Linked DNA regions of Mus musculus: region 2 is linked to region 1. A link is a loop called in an ENCODE intact Hi-C map of the cell type or tissue named here. Cell type or tissue: left cerebral cortex. All regions are shown on one strand. Each heading gives the region's core, and the rest is flanking DNA. Links, peaks and the distances in the headings are about the cores only.

The links. Peaks named below come from ENCODE experiments on the same cell type or tissue, not always from the same donor. Only the 100,000 strongest peaks of a DNase experiment are listed, where the experiment ranks them.
Region 2: a loop joins it to region 1, with 2.0 times the contacts of the local background. A loop is called at or near these places in 1 of 42 quality-filtered maps.

Annotation. Positions count from the first base shown.
Region 1 is chr17:49,859,244-49,868,721 of GRCm38, forward strand. The region is part of intron 15 of Kif6 (kinesin family member 6); the gene reads left to right. Among named protein-coding and RNA genes, the nearest start is that of Gm16555, 42 kb to the left of the region's middle. In left cerebral cortex, for the core only: no CTCF peak of the experiment used is centred there; DNase peaks (open chromatin) are centred at 1,065, 1,383, 4,553, 5,211 and 2 more places; H3K27ac peaks cover 170 bases.
Region 2 is chr17:49,704,008-49,713,485 of GRCm38, forward strand. It overlaps Kif6 (kinesin family member 6), which reads left to right. Exons shown (of 23, transcript NM_177052.3): 7 at 3,503-3,709. Among named protein-coding and RNA genes, the nearest start is that of Kif6, 94 kb to the left of the region's middle. In left cerebral cortex, for the core only: no CTCF peak of the experiment used is centred there; DNase peaks (open chromatin) are centred at 3,316, 5,369 and 6,436.

The sequences.
Region 1 (9,478 bases), core at 723-8,722:
ATCGAGCATATACCAAAGCCAAAAGCACACGCACGTGCCAGTCCTGTGTGATTCTGGTGACTACGTGGCTAGCCACAATGAACACCCCATAGAAAGAAACTGAGTCTCCCAGCCATAGTATTTACTGGGTCTCTTTTACAAAATAACTGAGAACACTCCCCAAAATGTGTTCACTGTGCATCGTTCAGATGATAAGAAAGGAGATGTCTCAGGAGCCTGGATGTTGTCTGGTGACGTCAGAATGGGCTGTGAATGCATGACTTTATCACTGATGATATTTAGTTTACTAAGTGACAGGACAGAGCGGCCGAGCTCTGGAGAATGGGAATGTCATTTTGGAATGAGTAGGTTCAAGATGTTTGCCTTGAGGCTGGAGAGAAGACCAGTGATGCTCTCACAGAAGCCAGAGTTCAGTTCCCAGCACTCACCTGAGGTGGCTCACGACACCTCTAACTCCAGCTCCAAGAGATCTGAAACGTCTGACCTCTCTAGATCTAGATGCCAGCACGCTCGTGAACACACACACACACACACACACACACACACAGAGAGAGAGAGAGAGAGAGAGAGAGAGAGAGAGAGAGAGACAGACAGACAGACAGACAGACAGACAGACAGAGACAGAGAAAAGAGAGACAGAGAGAGACAGAGACAGAGACAGACAGAGAGAGACAGAGACAGACAGAGAGACAGAGAGAGACAGAGACAGACAGAGACAGACAGAGACAGACAGAGAGACAGAGAGAGACAGACAGAGACAGAGACAGAGACAGAGAAAAGAGAGACACAGAGAGAGAGATTTTGCTATAATTTAACAAAGCAGAAGACTCTGTATACATATTCACTTCTTTAAAAATGAAAGTTTAGTTTATGTGTGTGGGGTAAAAGGTTCTGAGTTGTAAACTCACCGAAATCCACCAATCCCTGGATGTTCTATTAAATCCCACCAATCCCTACCCTGGAAAACTCCACCCACTAGAAACCTTATATAAAGCTTGCCTCTGCTGAGTTTCTGAGCAGAGGCAGCCACCCTCTCATATCTCTCCCAACAAATCTCTGGTACGAGGTTTGTTGTGCAGTGTGACTTTGTGGTATTCCTTGCTCCCGGTTACCAGGAGACCTTTCTCCTCTGAGCTGCAACATGTACAATGTGCATGAGTATGTTCTCGTATGTGCACCGTCACATACATGCATGACCAGTGTCCTGCCAGGCTAGCAGTGAGCATCAGTCAGATCCCCTGGAACTGGAGTTCCAGATGCTTGTGACACACACACACACACACACACACACACACACACACACACACACGCACACAAACACAATCTTTCATGATCAGACGCAAAATCCCCAGTCTTGCCTGCCAGCACTGTCTCTTCCGCCCACATCTTTCCTCCTTGCCAACCATCTCAGCTTGGATGCTCACATGGTTCTTAGCATGCCAGGCCCCAGTCTCCCCAGTTTTAAGCGTCTTACACACAGGCCCCCATTCAGTCTTCCATACTGTTGTCCCCATTCTTCTGTTGAGAAAGCAAAGGTGCATTGACCCCGCCCCAGGTTGCAGCTAGCAATCTGCCTGGTGTCTAAGCCAATGATGCTGTCCCCAGGGTCACTTAACGGCTAGGATGGCCTCCGCACATCATTCCTTTCAACAAGAAAGGAGCATGCTAACATATGGCCTTCTGAGGACAGTCTGTGCTGGGCTTTCACCACAGGTAACGGTGATGATTGCTCTTGTCCTCTGGCTTCATGCATAGCCCGTTCCAACTCTATGAACACTAGTCAGTAGGGAGAGGCAGCTCGGCACCAGCTTGGTCTCTCTATGTTCTATGATTCAGGTATGCAGTGGCCTCAGCAATAAGGTCTTGCAGTCAAGTGCAGCACAACCAATACCATGGTCAACAATCTGTAATGTTTGGGAGTTTATAGGGCCTCTCTGGCCAACAACTCAAAATGATGTAACCTGTTCCTGACACTGGGGGTTTTATTTGGTGATATATGGTGTCTGCTTGGGGGTATTGTTTCCACATTACATGATGACTTCATTGAAACTCCTTTTCTATGTGTGTATATTATAAGAAGCTTCTGCAGGAGTGGTTTCTACGTGGCTTTTCCAGAGGCTTGTGGTATTAGTTGCTCCTCCCTATATCCCCTCTTCTATCACACCCTCTTCTGCTCCTGATAAATCCTCTCACTCTGCCTTCTTCTTTATTTTTTATTTTCCCTTCCTTGGGAGATTTCCCTGGGTACCTGACAAGCTGCCTAACCACTGTGAATATCCTAAACAAAACACAGACATCTAATGCACAAATGCTAACAGCTACACATAAAATAAAACATGCAAATGTTTTCCTTTCAGAGCCGGGGATACAGCGCTCAGGATAACTATTTCTAGTTCTGTCTATTGACCTGCAAAGTTCTTACTTCCATATTTCTTAACAGCTGAATAGTATTGCATTGTGTAAGCATACCACATTTTACCATTCATTCTTCAGTCATTGGCCCCCAAGCCTTTTCCAGTTTCTGGCTTTTATGACCTTCAGTGAGATTGCATGCCCTCGTCAATGTCCTTGAGGAGCCTCAACACAGCCTAAAGCCTCTGTCTTGGGAGTGTCGACAGTCTGGCAGGACCCACACTAGACCCAGAAGGCCAAGGCTGAGCAGAAACTCCCGGCACGCATTCTACTTCCTGCCAGAGGTCTGATCATGTTGATGGGGTGGGAACTAGGGACAACCCAGTTGTTTAGATGTAAGGACACAATGTATAGTGCTGAGCAATGCACCAGGGCTGCTTAGAGCAGCTAGAAACTGAGAACTAGGTGCACACAGAGGTGTATGGGCAAATATAAGAAGCCTAACTCTGTGTGTGTGTGTGTGTGTGTGTGTGTGTGTGTGCACGCGCGCGTGCACGCGTGCGCGCGCACACACCCATCTGGCCATCTTCTGTCCATCCATCTGTCCATCTATCTGCCTATGTTATGGGGGAGAAGGAATGCTAGGGACATAACCCAGCCATCTTTGTTTTCAATGTAACGTTTTATTTTGAGACATGGGCTCACTAACTTGCCCAAGCTGGCCTTGATCTTGCCAGCCTCCTGCCTCAGTCTACCAAGTAGCTGGGCTTAACAGACATTACTTCCATAGTTTGAAAATTACACAGAAAACTTTGAAACAAATTGTAAGGGTGCAGATAATAAATGGGTTTACATCAAGCCTGTTAGAATGGTCACCTGCTGAGAGAAGAAAAGAGTAAGAAAAGAAAGAGGCATGAGGCGTGGGGGTAAAAATACACAGGAACAAAACTAACTGGGATGGCGCATACCTTTAATCTCAGCACTCAGGAGACAGAAACAGGTAAATTCTGTAGGTTCAGGGGCAGCCTAATCAACAAAGCAAGTTTCAGGCCAGCTAGAGCTAAGTGGGATTCCCTAAATATATATATAGATATAGATAGATATAGAGATAGATATAGAGATAGAGATAGAGATAGAGATAGAGATAGAGATAGAGATAGAGATAGAGATAGAGAGAGATGATATAGATATATGATATATGATATATGAAAAAGATATATGATATAGATATATAGATATATAGATACACACACACATACGTACATACGCGCACACATTGCCTTAAACATTGTCCTATTGCTGTGAAGAGACACCATGAACAGCATAACTATTATAAGAGAAAGCATTTAATTGGGGGGTCTGTTTTCATCTTCAGGGGTTTAGTCTATTTCCATCATGGCAGGGAGCATGGTGGTATGCAGGCTGACACTGGAGCAGTAGCTGAGAGCTACATCCTGATGTGTAAGCAGAGGGGGGGGAGGGGAGGGAGAGAAGGGAGCGGAGTGGGAGAGACACTCAGGTTTTGGCATGGGCTTATTCAAACATTATTTGAGAATGAATTGTCTGATTTTAAGCCTTCAAAGGAGACAGCCCAGCTCTCTGGATTTCCATCTCCATAAAATCCTACCTGCCTGTCAAATAAACATCTCTCTTTTGTAACCCACTTATGATTCAACTATTGACTTAGCTCTCCTTTCTAACATTATGCATGTAGATTATATCAGCCTTTCTGTGCCCTCCTCTTTTTCCTGAAACACACCTAACTCACTGCCCTGGCTCATTCTCTTTATGACCCCTCCTCCCTGCTGATGGGGCCTCTAGCCCCTTCCCCAACCAAAGCCAGCTCTGACAGAGACAAACAGAAGGACTTCCTCACAGTGCTACCTGGACATGGCCGCTCCTGCTGCAGAGATGCTGAGCAGCTGGGTCTAGCAACATGAGGGAGGCTGAACTGGTACACTACACTTCCTGCCTTCCTCCCTTCCTCCCCACTCCCCACGAAACAAAGCTTCAGGCATGTTGTGTTCCCCCCACCCCCAGACCCCTCACTCCAGGCTGGTTGTCAGGAGCCTCACCTCAGCCCACAGTCTCACCCGTGAGCCTGGCTCTCACCACTATTTTGCACAGTACACTTCCAGTTACCTTCCTCCTTCTGGAGCCAAGAAGCCTGGCAGGCTCCAGGCTCCGGCTCAGTTCACCATTGTAGATTTCTGCTCAGCTTCCAGACTTCAGAAGCCTGCCTCAGAGGCTTAGCCAGCAAAGCCTTCTTGCTGTTCTTTTTGTGTTTCCTGGACCATGGCTGTACTGAGCAGAGATGGTGTCCGTGCCTCCACAGACTCTAGAATTATACTAACAAGCCCGATGAGCTATACATTAGCTACGTTAGCAAGAGGATGAATTGTCTGATTGTAAGCCTTCGAAGGATTTGCATATTTCTGTTTGTTGGAAATCCATCTAAGGATTACACATTTAATTTCTTCCAGGCCCATTATGTTTACAAACAGCTCTGAGGGATCTAATGTACTGGTTATCTCAGAATCTTCCGTGTTATTACAGAGAAACTGACCTCCTCAGCATTAAGGATTCAGAACCTCAGCCATGACCTCCTGTGGCAGAGCAAGCCCCTCCCTCCAGGCAGGGAACATGGTAGATATATTCTTCCCATGCCCCAGTTCTTGTGAGGCTTGTGAGGCTCAGCTATGGTATACTCAGACAGAAGACTGCATTTTTACCTGGCTCCTGAGCCCCTGGGTTATCTGGGACCCCACACTCTTGCAGAAATGCATTGCATCCCTCTCTTCCCTTTCGCTTTCCTCCCACCACTCCCACCACCATCTGGATGGCTGGATTTAATGCCTGCCTGCAGGATCAGCAGGATCCCCCAGCCCCTCCTCCTCTGCCCTGTATGCACCGTACCTATCTTTGTAGCACATATGCGCAAGCCCTCCTGGAAACTCCCACTCTTTTCTGTATCTACGTACGTTATACCCTTTCTTAAATCGTCCCTCCCACTCCAGAACTTCTACCATTGACTTAGCATTCGCAGCTAATGGGCATCCATCGTGGAAACTGTGTGGTCTCTGTTTATCCAGATTCACTAGGCTTCCTGTTACTTTCAGGAACTCCCTGATGCTAAATATTAAAGAACCTTGAGATCTAAAATTAGGCGACGCATTACATATACCTATTTGTACACTCCCAACGTACCCACACACCAGGCATTTTCAGATATGGTCAAACACATGTCACTTCATTAATAGCCACTCCGTTTCTCAAATGATAAAATCAAAACCCACCTACAAATGCAAAGCACCTACTGAGAAGTTGAGATTTGAACTCTTGTCTGGCAAACCGTTTCCTGAAGGGACTCAATACACACATAACACACACACACAAGCACACCTGCATACACATACAACCACACACACACACACACTCACACATCTACTCACTGCAGATATGAAGCCCACAACAGATCAAAGCACAGATCCCACCAAACTTCAATATAATGAAACAATGGATTTTAAGGGATTACTTATAGGAGCAGAAATGACTCAAAGACTCCTATCAGAGTCTTTACTTGTAGATTTGCTTGTCTGTGAGTCTTCTTGGCAGCTCAGCTTCCTTTACTTGAGCAGGGAGGGGCCTAGTGAATCTGGTCAGTTTTAGGAACTTCCTGAAGCTATTTTGAGTTATCTTCCTGTTTGAGGCGCTTCCTGCGTGAAGGAATGTTTAAACTGTGGAGGGAGCTGTTACACTACATAACTCATCTCCGCTACCTACAAAGTGATGCAGAGCTTTGTTTAATCCAACCACGCCATGTGCTAAAATAGGAAAACAGCTACTGCAGTGGGATATAAGGTTCCTGTGGAATCCTCCTTTGGGGTAAATATGTTTGTGTATGAGTGCATATACTCGCCTATGTGTGAAGGCCTGAAATGGGAGTTAGCTCTTTTTCCTTGATCACTATGCTATTTGCCTGTTTTGTTTTCTTGACATGAAGTCTCTCACCTGGGCCGGCTCACCAATAAACTTCAGAGACCTCTAAGGCTGGGGTTTACAGGCATATCCTACCATGTCTAACTTTTTAAGTGGACTCTAGAGATCCAGACCTTAGTCACCTGCTGAGCTATGTCTGCAGCCAGAGGAGCTAGAGTTTGGGGCTCTGTTATCAAGAAGGGACAGTAGCAGCCCAGCCTCTTTCTGGCTTCCTGTTTGGCAGCATGACTTTCTCCAGTCTCTTCCACCACTGCCATCTGCCATGAGGTGACGTCACAAAGGAGGGGCCCTCATCAGATCCTGCATGTCCCTATTTGGATCCTCAGCTATAAAACAATGAACTAAAAACTTCTTTGACTTATAAAGTTAAGTTGCCCCTGGTACCTCATTGTAGTGATGAAAGAGGTTAAGAGCCGGGCGTGGTGGCGCACACCTTTAATCCCAGCACTCGGGAGGCAGAGGCAGGCAGATTTCTGAGTTCGAGGCCAGCCTGGTCTACAAAGTGAGCTCCAGGACAGCCAGGGCTATATAGAGAAACCCTGTCTCGAAAAAAACAAAACAAAAACAAAAACAAAAACAAAAAAAAAAAAGAAAGAAAGAGGTTAAGAGAACAGCCACCATGCATGAACAAAGTCAGGCATGTTTGGCATCTTAGAAAGGCCATGTTGACCAGCAATTCCCTGACTCCTGTAGTGTGCTGGTGTCCTAGTGTGCCCTACTACCCTGTCACCTGGCGCTTTAGACATAGCACTAAATGATAAGTGATGACTACGTATGGATTGATATCAATGCAAGCATCTTCAGTGTGGCATAGCATCACAGAGTCCCTGGAGGAACAGGGCTCAGTGGCTCACACCTTAGTCCTAGTTAGTACTCATGAGGCAGAGTGAGGCAGATCTCAGTGATTTCAAGGCCAACCTGGTCTACGACATAGAGAGTTCCAGAACAGCCAGCCAAGGCTACATAGTGAGAAACTATTTCTAAAGAACAGGGAAGAAAAAGTAGAAAGGAAGAGTGGAGGGAGAGAGGGAAGGAGGGAGGGAGGAGGGGAGGGAGGGAGGGGGAGGGGGGGAGGGAGGGAGGGGGGGAGGGAGGGAGGGGGGGAGGGAGGGAGCAGGAGGGAAGGGAGCCCATCCCAGGAGCAGCCTGCAAAGCCTTGCTGCTAGAATCTTAAGTGAGCTGCTGTCCTCAGGACCAGCTTCCCCTGAGTGAGTGATCACAAGCTTGCTTACATTCAAAACCAAGCATGAGGCATATGGAAAACTCTTGCCTCCTAAGTGACAGGATGCAGAATCAGTTTTCTTTCTCCACAACGACGCTAACACTTGTCCCAGGGACTGCTCGGCCGAGAGAATCCATCTGTACAGCCTACAACTCACCCTCCATGCGCTCTGATCAGATTGTGAGTGCTCCAATGCCCCGCACCTCTAGAGTGTTTCTGTGAGGGGGTACAGGCTTAGAGTACCCCATCTGCCGCCACTGCCACCCACCCCTTCAATGACTGGCTCGGAAAGGGAGAAGGCATTCCTTGCACATATCATTGTAAGTCAGTAGAGAAAAAGCTGCCAATTGCCAAAGTGGTCCCTAGAAGAAGGCTCTCCTCTCTTTCCTCCAGACCCTGCTCCTCTAGTCTTGCCCCAATCTGGGATCAATGCTTCCCTCTCAGGCTGCCTCCTGCCTAGGCCGGGACTCTTCTGTTTCTGTCTCATCTCTTTCCTACCTCTATACAGGGAAAATATCCAGGAATCCTGGCCAAAACCCACAAATTTATCACTGTAGTAACGACAGCAAGCCTCATGCTGAGCGGATTCTGCAATCCCCCTCAGCTCCTCCTTTGCCAGAACCCATGGAGCCGCAAGATCCCGCCGATTAGAGAGACTGTTATCTTTGCCTGAAGAATGCCTCTGCTGGCAAGTGTAATTAGGTGTCAGCCATAAGGCTATTTTTGGGAAGCTTGTTTGGGGCTATGGCTCTCCCACCCTGAATGCCATATGGTGGGGGACGTCAGTCAACTCAGCAAAACTGAGCATCGGGAATTACATTTTACAACGGCCTTTATCATATCATTATGTGATGCTATAAAGGCCCACTTCCCCCCCCCTTAGGGGGTGCCTTATTCTACGAGCACATTTGCATGTGTGTGGATTTTAGAGAATTCACAGTCCTGGTACAATCTTCGCTTTTTATTTACATGAGCTAGCCAGGGCCTGTATGAAATCCTTACTCTTTTTACCCTGCTAAAACCTGCTTCCCTCAGACCTCGGGAGCCCATTATTGCAGTGAGAAGCAGGGGAGCTGGAGATAGATAGACTGGGTCTGTGGGACACTTGCTGCTGTGGTGGAGAAGGACAGGTTGAGAGGCAGCATGGGGGAGGGGTGCATTGTCGAGCACACTGACATTGGAAGAGAGTTTTCCTGGGGGGATGTGGGTCTTCAAAGCGTGGTTCCCCCCCCCCTTTTTATTTCCATCTTAATTTTTTATTCTTTAAATTTTAATATAATTACATCATTTCTCCCTTCCCATTCATCCCTCAAAATTATCCCGTATGTCTCCCATCTTTCAAATTTGTGCCCCTTTTACTTAAGTGTAATATACATAAATACTAACTACCCAGTCCATATAATGTTATTTGTATGTGTATTTTCAGGGCTGACTATTTAGTATTTAGCTTCCCATAAGTATATAGTACAGAACAGTAGAAGTATGTTCAGGGCCATTCCAGAAGTTGCTGGAAGGTCTGTCCTAATACCAAGCTAAATTTTATTTAATGGTCTTTTAATGAAACTTTAGTCAGCAGGCCCATCGTCTGCTTTTAAAACTTAACGACCTAATACAATACAATTTAAAGAAATGCTGCTTTGATAGTTACATCTTAGGAATAACATGAGAAACCATTTTTTTTTAAATCTTCATTTTCTGTAATTAAGCCAGTATGCTTTTGTAAGAGAAGAAAAATTGTATGCACGTGAAAATGCAGTCATTCGAAGCCAGGTTTCCTCCCAGCCCGCAACACACACACCCAGTGTTTCACCCGTCCCTGCTCAGAACCGGGAAGCAGCTATTGCTCAGACCTGCCCTTGGCTCCCTCTCACCATATAACCTTCTCCAGTGTAGGGCAATATGCAG
Region 2 (9,478 bases), core at 443-8,442, 160 kb before region 1:
AGAGCATTGTCTGAGGTCTAAGGAAAATTTTATCTAAGAAGACACCAACAGCTACGTCACACAGAAAGCATTTATGAGGCAGCTAGAGGCATGGATTACTACAGTATATTACAGCCCTTAATTGCAGACTCCAGAATGCACTGATTTTCGTGAATGTTGTATTCCTTTGATATGGGCAGACAATTTCCAATGCTCATTAAAGGACTGGGCTTGGTGCTGGTTCAGCATCAGCAGCTTAGAAGGCAGGGGCAGCTGTCCAGAGGCTCCACTGTGCGATCCGATCCCATCCTCACCTGCTGATTGACTTTCAGTTCCATCCATAGAATTCATGGTCTCATGAAAGCACCAGTGATGTGCTGAAACCTGTGTTTAAGTTCCGCAAATAACTCGCAGCCACATCCAGAACACCTCAAGTCAGGTTCTATATTTGAGTTTGTGGTTTTACATGCAGCTATTTGTTGACCCACTTCAGCATGTGAGAGAGAGGGGAGAGGAAGAGGGAGGGGAAGGAGAGGGAGAGGGGGAGGGGGGAAGAGGGGGAAAGAGACAGAAAGAGACAACTGACATGCTGCCTAGATTTCGGTCTAGTTCTTGTGGCAACAAATGATGGGCCACATTTTCAGCCTATTTAACTTGTTTACTGCATTGTAATCTCCAAACTGTTGCCAGCATTTTGACATCTGTATGTTTCACTAGCTGGTGTGAATCAACCATGGTTTGTATCACGAATTTATATCGACAGAAAGAATTTCTGATTTAAAACACATCAGCGTGTGCTTCTCCATCTGTGTGCACGTGGATCCACACTGAAATCCTTTGGTTCAGAGTCGAATGACTGTGAATTCATTCGCATGAGTGTTTGTCGGGAAAGGTCTGGTTTTATTGACAGCACAATGCTGATGACCCATTGCTTGCGTTGTTTAGATCATGTTTATTCCTTAGAGAAAATGTAAGTGTCCCCCCACCCCAGCTTTATAGAGAATAAATGACCGGTTCCTGATGTTTTCAGTCTTCAGAATTTGCTTCTGATGGTTTTAAATGATAATAATAATAATAATAATAATAATAATAATAATAATAAACTGCATTAATCCAGTCCCTGACAGAACCCTTGTTTCCTCTAAAACCTCGAGAGCCTGGCCTCCACTCTCTGTGCCTCTCTCTTATGATTCTGGTACTCTAAACTCCCATGCACTGTAATGACCCTTCATACTCTTCCGACAGCATTCAAGACCATTTCTAGCCCAAAGGTTACAACTCTTCCACATCCTTGCCACAAAACACTCTCAAAGGCCTAAGACCCACAGTCAGGCTTATGTTCCAATGTTCCTACTTCTCAGGACCAGCTTTCTTAGTTTCTTTTCCTCTTGCTGTGGTAAAATATTCAGCAAAAGCAACTGAGAGAGAATGAGGTTATTGCAGATCGCAGTTCTAGGCTCAGCCCATGATGGCAGAGGAATCATGGGAGTGGGAGCTTGAGACAGCCACTCACACTGCATCCTCCATCAGGAAACTCAGGAACGGAGGTGAATGCACACTTGTTGATGCTTGTCTCCCAGAGTCCAAGGTCCCCTGCCTACAGCTGAGATGGCTTTTTCCACAGAATTCTCCACAGCCGTGTCCAGATGGTCTTAGATTCTTTCAAGGTGACAGTGGACACTATCGCAAGTCTATTGCCAGTAAAGCGGGAGTCCCTTTGTTGGCCTTTCTCTTCCATCCCTCCAGAAGGCCACCACTATTATTAATGGCCCATAGTTTCCTACGTTGATGATGTAAGTTCAAAGGTCACAGCTGCATATGTGGTTGAGAGTGCCAGTGTGGTGAACAGTAAACTCCACTGCAACATTCACACACCATTCTTAACGTTATTCTAACTCAGCCTTCTGTTTTACAAATGCATCATTGTTTATGACAATCTTTCCTGAAGGCTACAACATTTTACCTTTTCCCAGGCTATTATCTCCCTTGTCCCAGATGTCCTTCTAGGCTGTACACCTGGCACCACATTGCTGTTATCTTAAAGACGTTGAGACGACTGTCCTGATTTATGTATCTCCGGGTACACCTTCTCGTGGCTGCTCTCTAGGAAGTAGACATGGTGTTTTACTGCTATGTCATGGGGATTTTGCATTTGCATTATTGCAGCATATTGCTAAATTTCTTTTTAAAATATTCTTAATTTGTATTCCCATCAGCAGTATGTGAAGGTTTTCATACCCTTATGTCTCCACCAGAATTTATTTCCTTAGTTTTAGTTTTTGTAATTGTTCAGCCTGATGGGCATGGAATAATTCATCTTTATAGTTCTAAGGTCTACAGGCATTGTTTATAAAATTGGGCAGTTTTTCAAATGCTTCTTAAGGATCTTTCTGATTTTTTGAGTTATCTAGTCATATCCTCTTCTCATTTTTCCAAGTATTTTTTTTTGCTTGTTGATATTTTAAAATATCAATTACTACCTTACAGGGATTACAGCATGCTCATGGATTTACTTTTCTTGATGTTAAAGTTGTGTTGTTACATGTGAGTACTTAGTCCATTCTGGCATTTATTTGCATGCACAGTATGAAAAGGTATCCTCAATTTACTTTGGTGTGCGCTTGTGTGTGGGGTGTGCGTGTACACGCACATAAGCACCTGCATGTGTTGTGAACGCATGTGTATGTATGCACACATATGTGCATGTGTGCTCACCTATGTGTGCATGTGTAGAAATCTGAGATTACCATCAGGTGTCTTTATCATTCATTTTATATAACTTCTTTATAATTCCATTTCCGTTGTTTTCATTCTGAATAATTATGTTTCTTCATACATTCTTGATGGGCGATTAGAACTAATTGATTTCACATTTTTATCTTGCAAACCCAGTAAACTTTATCCTTTTCCTCCTATGTGTGTGTATGTGTGTGTATGTGTGTATTTGTGTATGTGTGTGTATGTATATATGTGTATAGTATTTGTATGTGTGTGTGTAGTATAGTGTCTTTGTGTGTATGTGTGTGCGCACAGTACTGTGTACATTTGGAGGCTAGAGGTTGATACTGGGTGTCTTCCTCAGTCCTCCTTACATCCCACTGATGGGTTAAACTCTTTGGCTAGTTAGCTCCTGGAAGTGGACCTGTCTCCTCCACTCCAACACTGTGCTAAGCTCATGGACATACACAGCCATGCTAGGCTTTTTCACAAAGGCTCTGGGAATCCAAGCTCAGGTCTTGTGCTTGCATTGCAGGGACTTAACCATGTTAGCCACCTCCCTAGCTTCAAAAGACTCCATATTTCTTCCAGTAGGATGCTTTTGTCACCTTCTGAATCAACCCATCTGTATTTACAGCCAGTCATCCAGCAGGCAAGAACACACTGAAAGGAACAGCCTTTGACGATCTTACCCGTAACTGTTGGCTTCATGGGAATGCTGTACTACTAGAAATGCAGTTTGCAATCCACTATATCCTCTAATGGTTCTCACGGTCACCTTATACATTTTGTAACTTTTCTTTAGACTCCTATGAATCAAGCTTCAACCCGGTCACACTGTATTTTCACTGTGCACTTGAGCAGCAAGGAGCCAGGTTCTGCCACCGTCCGACATGCTAAGCTCCATCTGGTTGACCTGGCAGGGTCAGAGCGTGTCTCGAAGACTGGAGTCGGGGGCCTGCTTCTGACAGAGGCCAAATACATCAACTTGTCCCTACACTACCTGGAGCAGGTGAGTTGGGTGGAGCGAAGTCAGTTGTGTCTAAGTGTGCTGGTTGTACTACATGGCAGATGGTCTAGTCTCTGTTGTCTGTCTCATAATTATGGTGAAGTATGCATAACAACATTTATCTTTTTCATAGTTTTTTTTTAATGTGTGTGTGTGTGTGTGTGTGTGTGTGTGTGCAGAGTCCAGAAGAGGGCATTGGATCCCCCAAAGTCTGAATAATAGGTAGTTGTGAACTGCCCAGTATGGATGTTTGGACCTGAACTATGTAAGAGCGGTACATGCTCTGAACAGGTGAGCCATCTCTCCAGTCCCGACTTTTGATCATTGTTTTAAGTGAAGCGTTCAGTGCCATGAAGTCCATTCTCAAAGAATGAGCAACCACATTCAATACCCTTTCCTAGAAATTTTCATAATTCCAACCAGAAATTCTGGATCTATGGAATAAGAGCACCCATATCTTTCATCTTTGGCCTCTGGTAACCTGTACCTTTGGTCTCTCTGGCTTTGCCTATTCCAGATGTTGCAGGTGGAGTCCTTCCATCCCTGTCCTTTGCTAGAGAATCATAATGATTCCACAGTTCATTCACAGTTCATTTCCAGGCTCGATTACATGCATGGCCCCTCATTCTGTTTCCCCATTGATGGATTCAGAGTCAGTGGGGTGCATCTGTGCAGTGGCCACTGTAAGCAGCACTCCCATGAACATCCATCTATATGGTAGTTATTCGTAGACAGCATTTCATTTAAATCCCACAACACCCTATGCTGGAAGTGTTAACTTCTCCATTTAACAGACTGCAAACACTTCTCTTCCCAAGGTGAAGATTTGATCTGAGGTTTCATCGGGCCCAGCACTGTTGACTTATTGTCTGTCTTGTGAAGTTAGTACTGGACACGAATACAGGTTACAAGTGGCTCCTGGTTTTTTTGTTATTGTTTTTCCAGCTCAGGAGATTACCTCTGAGAACATAGCTCAGAGGTGACCAGTATTTTTGCAGCGTCTGGTAACTTCATCCAGTCCTGTTTCTGCCATGGTGGTTCTCTTAGCCTTGGCTTGTCTTGAGACACCCATGCTCCATCCTGACTCCCATCCAACCAAGACAGCAGCACGAACTGCTCTGTTTGTAACTTTTGAATCTGACTCTGAGAGCAAAGGAAATGCCCCCAAATTTAGCTAGATATATCTTCTGCCCCAAATCTTCGTCTGTGAAATGAATGGGCTGCATGTGGGGGTTCCTGTGTTATCTTCTTGCCCTTGAACATTTAGCCTAAAAGATTTGAGATAAACAACAATAGAAAGTCCCTTTTCTTTAATGCCTAAGGAAACCTAGGACCAGTTTCTTGATGCTTCTGAACATTCACAGGCTGAAATGGCCAAACCAGAGGCACCCACCCGAATGGGGTGATATGGTTAGGCTTATCCGCGAGAGCCCCGGGAACGCAGCACCTTAGGTAGGGGCCTGCAGGCATGGGCCATTTTAGTGCTTTTGGGAAGAATCATCAGTCCTAAGCTCTTTCTTGCCTCAAAATTCCACACCACTTATACTGATGGAGCTTTTTTGCTTACTAGGACATTTACCAGAACAATGATATATGCTCATAATGGGCTGTATTCAAATTGCCTTATTTCAAAGCAATGTGTCTCTGTGCTCAGATGGCAGCATAGTTTTAATTCCCATTGTGTCCATCTGTTCACACAAAATTACATTCTTCAGCGGAATCAAACTTTCTATGAATTGTAATCACTCAGAAACATTCTGCTCCACACCCAATTCTGTCCTTCCTTCCACACAGTCTCCTCAAACTCCTGACTATTACTAAAATTGGTCCACAGCTCTTCGATTTACAATCCCTGTGAACATTCTTAATGCTGATGTGGCCCTTGTTTTGTCATTAATTACTTACCTAACAAATATTGATAAGGATCGATGAGGTAGACTTTAATTGTGAGCTTGACAGAGCCTGGAATCACCTGGGAAGAAAGGCTCAATGAAGGATTGTCTATATTGGGTTGTGTTATTGATTGCCTTAATCAGTTTCATTGATCTGGGAAGACCTTGCCCATTGTGAGTGGCACCATTCCCTAGGCAAGTGGTGTTGAACTATATGAGAGAGGAGAAATTAATCTGAGTACAAGCAAGCAAGCATGCATGCATTCATTTCTATTCTTAACTGGGTGTTAAGTGACTAGCTATTTGAGCTTTCTGCCTTGACTTTTCCCCAGTAACAGATCATAACCTGGAATTACAAATTAAAATAAATAAGCCCTTTTTGACCCTGAGTTGCTTTGTCTCAGGATATTTTTGTTACAGCAACTGAAATGAGAATAGAGCAGATTGATGGTGTGCTGAGGGTCCTAGAGCTGCTCTACCCCAAAGGTCTCCTTTCTGAAGGAGGGACTTGCACTAGTCCATCACAAGTGCATAGATGCACCTCAAGTGGGAGATATGATAAGCAACTAAAAGGGATGAGGAGAGATTGACAGAGACCAAGGAGGTAAGAGTTAATGAATGGAATGAAGAATGAGTGGGAGGGAGCAAGGCAAGGGTGGGGTAGAGCAGGTCAGGTCCTGGGAGCAATGAGCCCATCCTCCCAGAGGATCATTCACTCCACTAAATGTCATTCATGCATCATCGGCCCTCAGCTCTTTCATTTCCTTTCCACCCACTGCCTTGGGACAGCTGTTAACCATTTTCTCTGAGATCCAAGTGCCTTCGCAGGCAAGGAAAGTGGAGTGTGGGAAGCTGCAGACATGCCCGTGGATCAGTAGGGGCTAGTAAGGCCAGGAAGAGCTGCTGGTGAGTGGGTGAGTGGACAGAAGAGAATTCTGAAATAGTAAGAGAACCAAAGCGTCACAACAAGGAGAGAATGAGAAGAGCAGAAAGATACTTAATGAGATCGCATGGCTCATGAACATTTATGGTCATGTTAACCACTGTGTGTATTTTACTATGTGGCTAAAGAAACAGGAGTATAAGACAACTCAGTGTAGCTTGCTCACTCATCCACTCCACTGGAAGCTGTGGGTTATACTGGGCAGTGGGGTAGATGCCTGCCCGAGAACAAGCTGTGCGTCATGGAAGCAGCAAAGCAACAAAACCTAAGAACCTGTTCTATTGCATTCTGTGTCTTTGACAAGCACCATGGTCAAAGGCAAGTTATGGAAGAAAAATTTTGTTTCAACTCCCAGGTTACAATTCATCGCTGCAGGAACACAAGGTAGGAGCTCAACAGGAACTTGAAGCAGAACCCATGAAAGAACTCTGTTTTTTTTAGCTCACTTGATGACCCATGCTTAGCTGACTTTCTTATACAGCTCAAGAACACTTGCCTAGGGTATGGTACTGCCCATGGTGGGCTGGGTCCTCCTACATCAATTAGCAATCAATACAGTTCCCGTTCTCCGAGATATGTGGTAAAGCCCTGAAATGGGACTCTCTTCTCATGTGATTGTAGGCTCTGTCAGCTTGACACCCAAAGTTAACTAGGACAGAACACCTATAGACACTGTAATAGGTTCCTGGTAATGGTGATATAATTATCACCATGTTGCTCTCTCCATTTCAATATGAAAGACAGGAAGAAGAGCTAGTCTGATCAGCTGGCTTGCATTAATTAGTGGGCATTAGTTTGGAAATTTCTTGCAGAATTCTAATTGTCCTGCAGGCTATATTTGAGAGAACTCACACCTGCTAGATCTCAGCCAGCATGGGTTTACCGACTCTACACATTTAAGTGATTAATATTCAGTTTGCCAGAATATTGTTGGTTTTGGAGTTCTCTTTATGTATGCAGCACTTTTTCCAAAGAGTTTCCTCAAAAAACACTTTAAGCCACAATAACAGGGTACTGCTTGGCCCCAAAGCCTGAGTTCGTGTAAGGAGAAGAAAAGAGAGCATGTGTCCTTGTGCTAACTATAAACCTCAACTGGTGGCCTGGGAGTGACCTGACGCCTCCATCAGCCCAAACAGCAAGTGAGAAACCACTGGGAACCAGTGTTAGCTCCTATCCCCTTCAGAAATCAAACGGGCTTGCTGTCAGTCAGTTCCGTAGCACACTTGGGCTCCGGCTGGGTGTTGGTCCTGTTGCGTTCAGGAGTGAAGGTGCTGGGCCAGTGCCAGTCATAACTGCTCCCATTGTTTGTCAGTTTCTAGACGATAGCTTTCTGTGCTCCTCTATGCTCTTTAAAAGAAACCCTTCTTGGAGGCCATAGAGATGGCTCAGTGGTTAACAGCACTTGGTGCTCTTGCAAAAGACCAGTGCTCAGTTTCTAGCACCCATATCTGGTAGCTCACAACTGCCTGTGAATACAGCTCCAGTGGGTATGATGCCCTCTTCCGGCTTCCATGGGTAGCTACTCAAATTCACAGAAGTGCGAGGAACACACACATAGGCACACACACACACACACACACACACACACACACACACACACACAGAGGCATACACACAAGCTCTATGACCCCTCTGCCCGCAGGTGCCTTTCATTATCGAGCCCATTGCAAACACAGGAGGAGCAAGTCCCCTTCTGCTTGCCCACATCATATTCCTTTTCTGGGTCACTCTTCATATCTGCCTCTGCTCCATGTGGTCTGGACTCACCGTGGTGCTCCAAGAGACCTGCTCAGGGTCCTCTCTCAAGAAAATGGGCCAGACCTCCACCAAGAGCGGACCTTTCTGAAGACTCTACCACATACTGAGTGTCTTGTGTTCAATAACTAGCCCAGAAATTCTCCTCTGATCTCTCTCTCTCTCTCTCTCTCTCTCTCTCTCTCTCTCTCTCTCTCTCTCTCTCTGTGTGTGTGTGTGTGTGTGTGTGTGTGTGTGTGTGTGTGTGTGTGAGACACATGCATATGAGTGTGTGCACATGTGGAACCAGAGGCAGATATTGGGTATCTGTTGGGTATCTACCATTCTCCATCCTGCTGCCTTGAAACAGGGTATCTCACTGAAACAGAAGCTTACCATTTTGCTGGGCTCAGCTTCTGGGGACCCCCATCTCTGTGTCCATCAGTTTTAGGGTCATAGACATGTACAGCTACATACAAGCTTTTACATGGGTGCTGGAGATTTGAACTCGTGCCCTCATGCTTGTACCACAAGCACTCCTTCATACAGTCCTCTCTTCAGCCCCTCCCTCTTGACGTCAACAACATCACTCCAAGATAATCAGGCATCCTAGTCCCGTATTTACGAGGAAACAGAAGCTAAGACACTTTTGTGATTTTCCTATGGCCGTACAAGGGGGAAAGCTGAATTCTGTCTCCACATCCTGCCTTCTTTCTTCTATCACATGAAGCCTCATTTCCTCTAATTTTAAGAGCACAATCCCATTTTGGTGCTTAATTATTTCCTCTAGCAATTTTAGATCTCGTCATGGAGAGGATTTTGGGATGTCCTTGGCGGTGGGGAGCACCCAGAGCCCATCCCAGCTCTAATAGGGATGAGATCCTTATTGGCCAAAGCAAACTAGAGCCTTCCTTTCAGCTACGGTGACCAAGCCATGGATGTCCTAGGGACCAAGATGCTTTCCAGAGAAGCTCAGGATAAAAGGAAAGAAATCTGTTCTTATCTAACTTATGAATGAAGATGTATATAACACCAGGGGGCGGGGGATTGGCAGCCATCCTGTGGCTCCGAGGAGGCTAATCTCTGCCACATGGAAGACAGTAGAGATAGGAGCATAAACACTAACCTTCTGGGTCATTTATAACCTACATCTTTCCTTTTCCATCCCCTCTACTGAGACCAGCATCACTTACATTTTCCACA